3 separate regions of the Mus musculus genome follow, and regions 1 and 2 are each linked to region 3. Evidence: chromatin contacts called from ENCODE Hi-C or POLR2A ChIA-PET data. All regions are on one chromosome and are shown on one strand. Each heading gives the region's core, a stretch centred on a gene start or an enhancer-like site at or near the end of the contact. The rest is flanking DNA. Distances are from core to core; before and after follow the strand shown. Region 1 holds the start of Wbp1 (WW domain binding protein 1). Region 2 holds the start of Dok1 (docking protein 1). Region 3 holds the start of Pcgf1 (polycomb group ring finger 1).

What was found. A loop is a pair of places that touch in the nucleus more often than their neighbours do. ChIA-PET counts read pairs that join two places held with the same protein, here RNA polymerase II (POLR2A).
Region 1: a map of T-helper 2 cell shows a loop between it and region 3 (2.0-fold over the local background). The contact joins the promoter of Wbp1 here to the promoter of Pcgf1 in region 3. A Hi-C loop is called at or near these places in 3 of 37 maps with a recorded cell type or tissue (T-helper 17 cell, T-helper 2 cell and adrenal gland). POLR2A ChIA-PET finds 5 or more read pairs at or near these places in 4 of 5 experiments (Patski and embryonic stem cell).
Region 2: POLR2A ChIA-PET joins it to region 3 with 18 read pairs in Patski. The contact joins the promoter of Dok1 here to the promoter of Pcgf1 in region 3. A Hi-C loop is called at or near these places in 1 of 37 maps with a recorded cell type or tissue (left cerebral cortex). POLR2A ChIA-PET finds 5 or more read pairs at or near these places in 3 of 5 experiments (Patski and embryonic stem cell).

What each region holds. Positions count from the first base shown.
Region 1 is chr6:83,119,695-83,122,888 of GRCm38, reverse strand. Wbp1 (WW domain binding protein 1) reads left to right here and starts at 1,428. Exons shown (of 5, transcript NM_016757.2): 1 at 1,428-1,686; 2 at 2,013-2,117; 3 at 2,602-2,704; 4 at 2,845-3,021; 5 at 3,169-3,194. The coding sequence starts at 1,618. Ino80b (INO80 complex subunit B) reads left to right here. Exons shown (of 5, transcript NM_023547.2): 5 at 525-1,124. The coding sequence ends at 1,061.
Region 2 is chr6:83,031,961-83,035,198 of GRCm38, reverse strand. Dok1 (docking protein 1) reads left to right here and starts at 1,728. Exons shown (of 5, transcript NM_010070.4): 1 at 1,728-1,828; 2 at 2,133-2,432; 3 at 2,571-2,664; 4 at 2,784-2,968; 5 at 3,139-3,238. The coding sequence starts at 1,769. It overlaps Loxl3 (lysyl oxidase-like 3), which reads right to left and starts at 994. Exons shown (of 14, transcript NM_013586.5): 1 at 910-994.
Region 3 is chr6:83,076,997-83,080,364 of GRCm38, reverse strand. It overlaps Pcgf1 (polycomb group ring finger 1), which reads right to left and starts at 1,975. Exons shown (of 9, transcript NM_197992.1): 1 at 1,887-1,975; 2 at 1,365-1,470; 3 at 1,097-1,249; 4 at 860-931; 5 at 620-725; 6 at 410-443; 7 at 225-311. The coding sequence starts at 1,943.

The DNA of each region.
Region 1 (3,194 bases), core at 179-2,678, 43 kb before region 3:
GGAAACTGGGAGAGCTGGTGATGGCCCGAGTCCAGAAGAAAGTAGTAAAAGGAATAGAGAAACCTGCACTGAAGCCTGGATGTATGACGGAAGTAGCTACTTAGTGGGAGAAAAAAGGAATCCAGGGTAATTCTTTTTGGTTTGAGCCAAATCCAAGTTGATGTTTTTTCCTGAGATACTATTTAAAATAACAGCAACAACAAAAACCTACACAAGGGGCAGGCAGGGTACCATACTTTTGTTTCCTCCTTTGGACCTGAGTGAGAGGCAGGAACCCTGGGAAGAGAAGTGTGGTATTAAGGGTCCCTAAAGATGGGGACAGTGGCACAAGCATTTGATCCCAGCACCTAGGGAACAGAGGCAAGAGTGTGAGCTCCAGGCTGGCCTGGTCTACATAGTGACTTACAGGGCAGCCAAAGTTATATAGTGAGACCGCCTCGAAACAAAAACAAACGAAAATAGGGGTGGGTGACCCCAAAAACCTCGCCATTTGGTTCTCAGACATCCTCTGTCTCTTTCCCCAGCGAGCCCTCCTCCAGAAGGCGCGGAGCCAGCCGTCCCCGACTCTGCCTCTGCCAGTGGGTGGGGGCTGCCCTGCCCCTGCCCTCACCGAAGAGATGCTGCTGAAGCGTGAGGAGCGTGCACGGAAGCGGCGGCTGCAGGCGGCGAGGAGGGCCGAGGAGCACAAAAATCAGACAATTGAGCGCCTCACCAAGACGGCCGCTCCTAGCGGGCGTGGAGGGCGCGGGGCGGCGCGGGGCGAGCGGCGCGGAGGACGGGCTGCTGCCCCGGCCCCTGCACCCATGGTGCGCTACTGCAGCGGGGCACAGGGCTCCACCTTGTCTTTTCCTCCCGGCGTTCCCACACCCACGGCGGTGGCACAGCGGCCTGCCCCATCGGGCCCCGCTCCACGATGCTCTGTCCCCGGCTGCCCCCACCCGCGTCGTTATGCCTGCTCCCGCACCGGCCAGGCCCTTTGCAGCCTACAGTGCTACCGCATCAACCTGCAGCTACGGCTGGGAGGGCCCGAGGGCCCGGGGTCCCCACTCCTGGCCACCTAAGACCTCTCCCACGCCACATTCCTGCTGTCTCCCCCACCCTATTAAATTTCGTACAGTGCCTCAGCTTGTATCGAATTGCTGGAGTGGGAAGCCGGCGGAGTCTGAACCTGAGTGTGTAAAGTCATTCAGCCAATCGGCGAAAATTTTTGTGCTGAACGGCCGTTCATTGGCCGATAAGTCAAAGCTTGTTCTGTTGTCCGTACTGGCTATTGTTGCTGTCAGTCAGGCATTTGGTCGAGCCTTTCCCCTGTCTTTGTCTGTGTGAGTTCTTGTTGTCTGGGAGAGCGGCACAGGCGCCGCTGCGGATTGGGCAAAAGGAGAAACCTGTGACCGGTTCCTATTGGCTGATCTGTTAGTTAGCGATTCTGATTGGCTGGACTGAGCAACTGTGTCCTCTGGAGGTGCTCTCCCCGGCCGGGAGCTCCGGCCGCGGAGTGATGGTGGCACCGGTGGCGATGGGCCGGGCAGGGACCATGGAAGTGGCGGCAGAGGTGGCAGGGGCGGGGCAGCTGGCGGTGGAGGAGGCTGTGGTCTTCAGGGGTCTGTAGGTGGAGGCATGGCTCGGGCCAGCAGCAGGAACAGCAGCGAAGAGGCCTGGGGGTCACTTCAGGCGCCGCAACAGCAGGTATCCCAGCAGCTCTAAAAGCTTATCTCACTACAGCCATTTATTTCTCTTTCCCCTTTCCTGTCACTTCCTGTCCGGGGTGGGGGAGGAGCTCATGGAGCCAAAGGTACTCTGAAGTTCCTGAACATGACCATTCTACTCTTTGTCTAGACTTATTACGTAGATGCAGTTGACTTTACCTGCACCCTCTTAGACCCCATCTCATGGTTGCAATGCAAGCCTGCAGTGGCTCTCCAGTTACCAGAGGCGTAGTGAAACCCCCAGGGAGGTTCCCTCTGTCTTGCAGCAGTTATTTGTGATGTTTTTCTCTGTGCCTATTGTCACAGCAGAGTCCGGCAGCATCTTCTCTTGAGGGAGCAATTTGGAGACGAGCTGGAACCCAGACTCGCGCCCTGGATACCATCCTTTATCATCCACAGCAATCCCATCTGGTTGGGAGCACTGCTCTGGGTCTCACACTGTGCCTCCTCTACCCCAGGGAGCTTGAGACCCAGGGGTGGAAAAAAAAAACCATCTTGGGGGTGTGGGAGGCAGACCTTTGGGGTGGGAGATGTTGAAAGCTTTTTAGCTTTGGAAATGGCCTTAAATTCCTACCCATTGTCACACTATGTTTTGTTTCTTTTAAAACATTAGCCTACAAAAAACCACCCTTGGGGCCAGGCTTCTGTGAGAAAAGTATTGGGTTTAAAGAACTGATATCACTTTCTCTGTATTTACACTTTACTTTCTCACTAGTTTCTGGCATTTTAAATCTTCCATACTGATAGCCCTACATATAGACCCTCCTTTTAGCATCCCATGCCATCCTTCCAAGCTAGGTCGGCTCGTGGGTGGGACTGTATGTGCGTGCAGGAGGTGGGGGTGGACAGGGCCTTGGGTAGAAGCCCCTGGTTCTTAGTGCCTCCTTGCCTCCAGCTTCGAGAGCTGTGCCCAGGAGTGAATACCCAGCCCTACCTCTGTGAGACTGGTCATTGCTGTGGGGAGACTGGCTGCTGCACCTACTACTATGAACTCTGGTGTGAGTCTTCAAAGGGATCCATCTCAGGTTCCATGCCCATCCTCCCTTGGATTTCTGAACTCAGCTACCAAAGACCCTTCTCTGCTTAGGGCTGGAGTCTGGGGTGGTGGTCTGAGTTGTGCCCTCTTTGCCTCCTGCAGGGTTCTGGCTGCTTTGGACTGTCCTCATCCTCTTTAGCTGCTGTTGTGCCTTCCGCCACCGAAGGGCTAAACTCAGGCTGCAACAGCAACAGCGGCAGCGTGAAATCAACTTGTTGGCTTACCATGGGGCATGCCACGGGGCTGGCCCTGTTCCAACCGGTTCACTGCTTGACCTTCGTGAGTGACCTGAAGCTCTTGGATGCAGAACCAGTAGCCCCTTCCAAGCCAGGACCCTCAACCACCCCACACTTCCACTGGCAGACATTTCAGAGCACTCTTGTAGCTCAGGTCCTTCAGTCATCCATGCTGTTCTCTCTCCTGCAGGCCTCCTCAGCGCCTTCAAACCCCCA
Region 2 (3,238 bases), core at 479-2,978, 45 kb after region 3:
GTTGGGTAAACAGAGATATTGGGAAGAGACACAGAGAGGACGACCCAGACAGGATGTGACAGGAAGGGAGACTGTGGGAACGAAGGGGAAAAAACAGAAAGGCACGGGGTGAGAGACACATTGAATATGGATAGATGGTTTTAATCAAACCAAAAAAACCAAAGCACAGAGTAATGGGGAATGACACAGAGAGGCAAAAACCATGAGGAGAGGGAATAAAAGCCAAGGTGCAGGCACAGGAGAAATGACAGCAAGACCCATGCAGTTAGACAGACAGATGGCATCACAGGCAAGGGGAGCCTGGGAGCCCAGCCCTGGAAATCTCAGCACTATGAATGAGAAGACTCTTCAGTTTCCTATGGGGGCAGATGCCCATGCAGGAAGGGCCGAGGCTAACCGGAGTAGGAGAACCTTCTGCCACCCTCCCTAGCACATGGGCTGGCAAATATGCTGCAGGGTCAGGGACTCCAGGAGACCTAGGCTTCAAGCTGGGCAGGGTTTGGTATGGAGTTATCCAAGCTCCCTGGAACACCTCTTTTTCTGTCACTGGGCAACCAGAAGCTAGGGCTAGCTCCCCAGCTCAGGCCTTCTCTATCCGAGGCTGAAAACAGTCCTCCACAGTAAGGGGGGCCCTCCATTGCTTCCCCCAACTCAGACAAGACAGCTTTGTTCTGGGGGCATTTGGCTCCGAAGCCCTGGTGTTCAGCGTAGGGCCTGCAAATTGCACCCTGAAGCCTCCATCCCCAACAGTTTGCTCAGCTTTCCACTCTTCTGTTTCGCTCCTTGACCAATAATAAAACTGTCAGTTGGTTGGCTTTCCCGACTCCATCCCAAATCAGCGTTTCTCCTGGTCCACCATCCTCTCCATCCCCAACTCCTCTTCCCGCTGGCCAGCAGTAACTCCCCTACCTTCGACTAGGCACAACTCCAGAGGCTGGAAGCAGAGTCCTGGTCCTGGAGATTACTTTCAGGACTTCTCAGAAAAAAAGTGTTCGGCCAGGGGAGACTGGACCCCCCCTTCCTCTCCCCTCTTCGTTGGTCCCTCCCACGTCCCCTAGAGCCCTCCCACATTCCGCTTTCTCCCTCCATTCCGGCCAGGCCAGTTCCCTCCTCTAGATCTTCCCCTCCCCTGTGGAGCTGGCTGCAGCCACGCCACCCCCTCCCACTCCTCCCGGCTCAATGAAGCTTTCTTTTCCCGCAGGTTGGAGGCCCGGCAGCCGTATTCAGGGTGCTTGACTTGCAAACGGTTTCGGGACAGCAGGACGGCCCCTGTGGCAACGGGAAGCTTTCCAGCCCGTAGCCGTTCCTCCACATCCCCAACTAGACAGAGTATCAACAACAGTCCAGTCCAATTCCCGGGCTGGGCCATGAGAAAAGGTCCCACAAAGAAAACTATTGTCCCGATGGCTCCCTTGGTCATTATGGCGCCCCCGAGGTGCCTGCAGGTGATGTCACGGCCTTCACTCTGATGTCACGTTAAACATATGTCGTCACTCTCAGCTTCCACCCCCCAGGCACTAGGGCCCCTGGTTGGTGATCACCGCTTCCCTGAGTGGTGCCACTGTGTGCACCACTAAAGATAAAGGCTTTAGTGAGCTCTCCCTGAGTTCTTCCTGATGGCTCGTTTTCCTCCAAGCCCTCCGCTCCCCCATCACCGCCGCAGGGGCCGGGGAGGGGCGGGCACGCCTCCGGCACCCTGCAGCCTCGCCCCGCCCCGCCCCGCCCCCAGCCCTCCGGGCCAGGAAGCGCGGAAGGAATCGCCTGGGCCATGGACGGGGCTGTGATGGAGGGTCCGCTTTTTCTGCAGAGTCAGCGCTTCGGGACCAAGGTAGTTTGTTTGTGGCGTGGGGGATGGCGAAACCCCTCTGGACTAGAAGTGGGTGAAAGAATCCAGAAAGAGGGAAGGGGCCGGAAGAAGGTCGGAACGGCGCGCGGGCAATTGTAGATCCCCAAGACGTTCCCTTAAAAGTCTCGGGCTGTGCCCTCCTTGGTGCGGTCTTGGGATGCCATTATCTTTGGGAAAGTAGCTCAGCCTGGGAAGCCCCAGACTCAGATCGGCCTTCATGGGTCTCTTCTTCCTTGTGGGGCGCGTGCTACCACCGCGCACTCTCGAGTCTTTCGTTCTTTCCCAGAGGTGGAGGAAAACTTGGGCTGTGCTTTACCCAGCCAGTCCTCACGGCGTGGCGCGGCTGGAATTCTTTGATCACAAGGGGTCGAGCTCTAGAGGGGGTCGAGGCGGCTCTCGCCGTCTAGACTGCAAGATGATACGCCTGGCTGAATGTGTGAGCGTGGTGCCGGTGACTGTGGAGAGTCCCCCTGAGCCCGGCGCTGTTGCCTTCCGCCTGGACACCGCACAGCGCTCGCACCTGCTGGCGGCGGACGCCGTATCCAGCACCGCCTGGGTGCAGACTTTATGCAGAACCGCCTTTCCGGTGAGTGACTGGGGGTGGGCATCTCTGGGCTTAAGGGACACTGCGAGGATGGAGCTATTATAGAGGCACTGGACTTCTTGCACCTACCCTAGACCCAAGAGAATTATATATAATTCTTCCATGTTCCCTTTTCTGCAGAAAGGCGGCTGGGCTTTGGCGCAGACGGAGAACCAACCTAAGTTTTCTGCCTTGGAGATGCTGGAGAATTCGCTGTACAGCCCCACCTGGGAAGGTAGATGTCTGGCAGGAATGGAGTGGGTTGAAGAGGTGCCCTTGGGGAGCTAGTGATTGGAGTCAACCGAGTCCCTAACTTGCCCCAGCGCTCCTTCTCCTTCGTATGTGTTCTTCCAGGATCCCAGTTCTGGGTAACCTCGCAGAAGACCGAGGCTTCTGAACGCTGCGGCTTGCAAGGCTCCTACATACTGAGGGTGGAAGCTGAGAAGCTGACTCTCCTGACTTTGGGTGCGCAGAGTCAAATCCTGGAGCCGCTCCTTTTCTGGCCCTACACTCTGTTGCGTCGCTATGGCCGGGACAAGGTGCATGGGGCTGTCTGGGAGGATGACCCGTCAGGGAGGGCTACCAGGTTGAGTAGCTGTAGGTGACAATTCCATTCTCAGGTGGTCTCTTCTGTGCAGATACAGTAACTTGGTCAGGCCTGTGACTCATTTTTTATGACACGCCTAACGTGTTTCCCCCACCCCCTCAGGTAATGTTCTCCTTTGAAGCTGGTCGCCGCTGCCCCTCAGGCCCTGGGACCTTCACCTTCCAGACTTCTCAGGGAAATGACATCTTTCAGGCAGTTGAGG
Region 3 (3,368 bases), core at 726-3,225:
GACTAAGCTATCTGAGCAGACCGCTCTCAAACCTTTTTTGCTCCTGTAAACAAAGTCTTACTCTGGAGTCCAGACTAGCCTGGAATTCACTATATAGCCTAGGCTAGCCCTGAACTTGAAGTGATCTTCCGGCCTGAGCTTTCTTCCAGGTACAAGCTGGCAAGCCAGACATGCCCTCCCCTTTCAGTCCCTTGTTTTCCCCGTAACATGATGGGCTTACTTACATGCTGTGGATTTAGCATTAGTCGGTGACACAGAACCCTTCGGAGATGGCGGACCTCAGCTCTCACAGAACACCGAACATACTTGTTCTAGGAACAGAGAAGGAGGGGAGGGCACAGGTGTCTGAGGGAAGGGTTGCTGGGAGAAACGGCTCCTTCAAAGGGGCCCTCCCCTCAACCCCTCTCACCTGAAGGACATTTTTATTCTTGTCTTTGCCAGAACTGGATGGAAACAGATACAAGTTAGAGGGTTCCACTTTTCTTGTCTCCTACCTAGCACAAGCACCACAGCACACTTTCTTCAGGGGAGCAGACACTCCCTCACCCTTCCCCCCAAGTCCCTTAGCATCTGGGTCACCAGTAGTATCACTTCACGCAACCTCTGACCTGCCCCTCACCTCAGCCGCTCCAGGCATAGGCTCAGCTGTTCATCATATCGATAATAGTGGGCTTTAGAGTGGTCAAAACTGCTGAAGGGGAGGCCAAGGTTGCTCAGGGCTGGCTCTGAGGAAAAGTAGATATTGAGGAGGCTGGTACAGGTTCCATACCCTCTTCTCCCCAGAGAGCAAAACCAGGCAAAAGAGATGCTCTGAGGGCTTTAATTGCCCCCCTCCCCCAAATGAGCACCAAGGACATACCTTCACCACTGGGCTGGGAGACTCTGTCTAAGCCTCGGGACTGATAGAATTCCCGAATCCGTTTCTCTTCACCTAAGGAGGGGTGAAGGGCAGCCATATTAATTCTCTTTGTTTTGGCTGTTGACCTCTTTATCTTTGTATTTTTTTGATTCCCAACAAAACTGTTGGGAACAAAACGTCAAGGTGCCACCCAGCATTAGAGTCAGGAGGCCCCACAAATATAAGGTGGCCACTCACTGTCTTGCAAGCCTGGCACTAGCTTATACACTATGTCCTGCATGACCCGATCCAGTTTGAGATTGAGCAACGGCTGCGTCTCGTGGATCTTGATGTTGCACATGGGGCAGTACTTGCTGGTTTGCAGGTACTTCACGATACAACTTTTGCAGACTGTAAGAGGAGAAACGAAGATGCTCAGGTCCCTTGGGAACCCGACACATGGGACAGGCAGCACAGAGGCTGGCAGCCAGCTTGGAAGAGGAGAGACAGGATCCGGGACACTCACAGGTGTGGAGACACTCTGTGATGGTGGTGGCATCCACGAAGTAGCCCGCGCACAGGCAGCAAACGATGTGTTCATTCAGGTCTTTGATCTTCACCCGGACCTCCTCCTGTGGACACACCCTCAGTCACTCCCCACTGGTCTTGCAAGCCCACCCCATCTCACCTTCTGCAATTCCCAGCAACAGAGCAGTTTGTTATTGGACTGGGTCGTCTGGCCCCCGAGAAGAGACGGGGGAGTGAGCTCCCCCTTCGCCCAGCAGAGGGCTCCGCGCACAGCGGGTGCTCTCTTTTCGCGGACCCGCCTGACTCTCTTTTTTCCCTCGGGAGACCAGACGCTGTCGGAGACACAACGCGCAAGCGTCCAAGTCCAGCGTTTGGCAACTCGGCCAGAATCGCGCGTGCGTATCGCGCACCCCGTGGCTGCGCAAGCGCACTGGGCGCCCATCCCGCCGCCACCCGTCCTCTCCTTCGTTTGGGTTCACACAGCTAACGGACCCCAGCAGTCATCCCGCTGCCCCTGCACCTCGTTCCGTAGTGGGTCCATCTTGTACACTGACTGGAGCTGGTTCCGAAGCCTCATCGCGATCGCAATCTGGCCCCCCTGAGGAGACGCCATCTTAAAGGCTGATCCCAGCCCGCCACTTCCGGTACCGCCTGCGGGGCGGGACTTGTCTCCTAGCAACGAGGGCCTCACATTCTCCGGATTGGCTAGTTTTCCGGCACACCCCGCCCTCGCCCCCTCTTTAGCTCCCCGTGTGCTCACCTGAGCCCGCTGCCCCCCCAACAATCGGTGGTCGTTATGGAGGGGGGTTGAGTGAAGCAGGGTCTCTGCGGTGCACGCTCCCACGGGCGTCCTTCCAACGGCGCGCACACAACCTCTGGATCAACTTCGGTAGCTTGTGCTAAGAGAGCCTGTGTGCCCTGGGACCCCGAAGCCGGGCTATCGCCCGCCGCTACAGCTCCGGAGTGTGGGAGTCCTGGGACCCGACCTCGCCTCCGACCCGGGGTCCTCTCTATACAGTGCAGTCCTGCTCCGCTGCGGCGTCCGCGTTGCGGAGCTGCGTCCCAGCCGCGGGCCTTCTCCCGTCTGCGCCGCGGGAGTTTTTTCCGGGCTCGCGAAGTCTGGGAGAGGGTGCCCTGGGCGGGGTGGAGAGGGAGAGACCCCCCGGGGAACCGGGAGCTCTTACTCCCCACTCTCTCCCTGCTGCCGAGGATGGGGAGAATAGGCCCTGGCTAATGATGATGATTTAATCATCGGCGCCTGCGGAGGCCTGGGACAGACTAATGCAGAGCAGATGCCGAAGGAGGAGGGGAGGATTGACAGCGAGGAGACTTGGGCAGCGAGTGCCTGCAGTAGCATAGGCCCGGGCCCGCACTTGGGGAGGACACAGGGGTTCCCGGGTCTGGTACACTGTCATCACTGGGTCCCTACGGCGGAATTTTAAAAGAATAAATTTACTCTGAAGCGTTATTAGCATCGAGTACAACTGGAGATTCGAGTGAGAGGGGAGAGACTGGCGGAAACTTGAAAGGCTCTCTGGAGAAAATTGGGACTCTTGTGTGGGCATGATTGACAAATGGATGCACGAGAGGTATAAATGTGATGGAAATAGAAAAAAAAGGCAGTGTGAAGAGGAACGACCAAAGAAACAGGTGTGGATTGAGAGCCCCAATGGAAGGAATGGGGTCTAAAAGAACTGGAATAATTAGGTTGAAGGTAACAGGAACCTCACAGAAAGGAGTGTATGTCTGTTACCCCATAAGTGGTAGTACATAAGCGTCAGGAAAGTATTAAAGACTTGTTAATCGACTACATACAGCTATGGTTTACCTTCCTGGCCCAGGCCACCTAGTCACCTCTGAGCCACTGCAGGTCTTGACTGCTTGCCCATGTCTATATCGTTCCCTCTTTAGACCTTTCTTCCCACAGCATGGCAAAGTGATTCTGATCATAGGTTACAAAGAACACACGTTTTTGATGATGTGTTTCTCATGTTGATGGTGG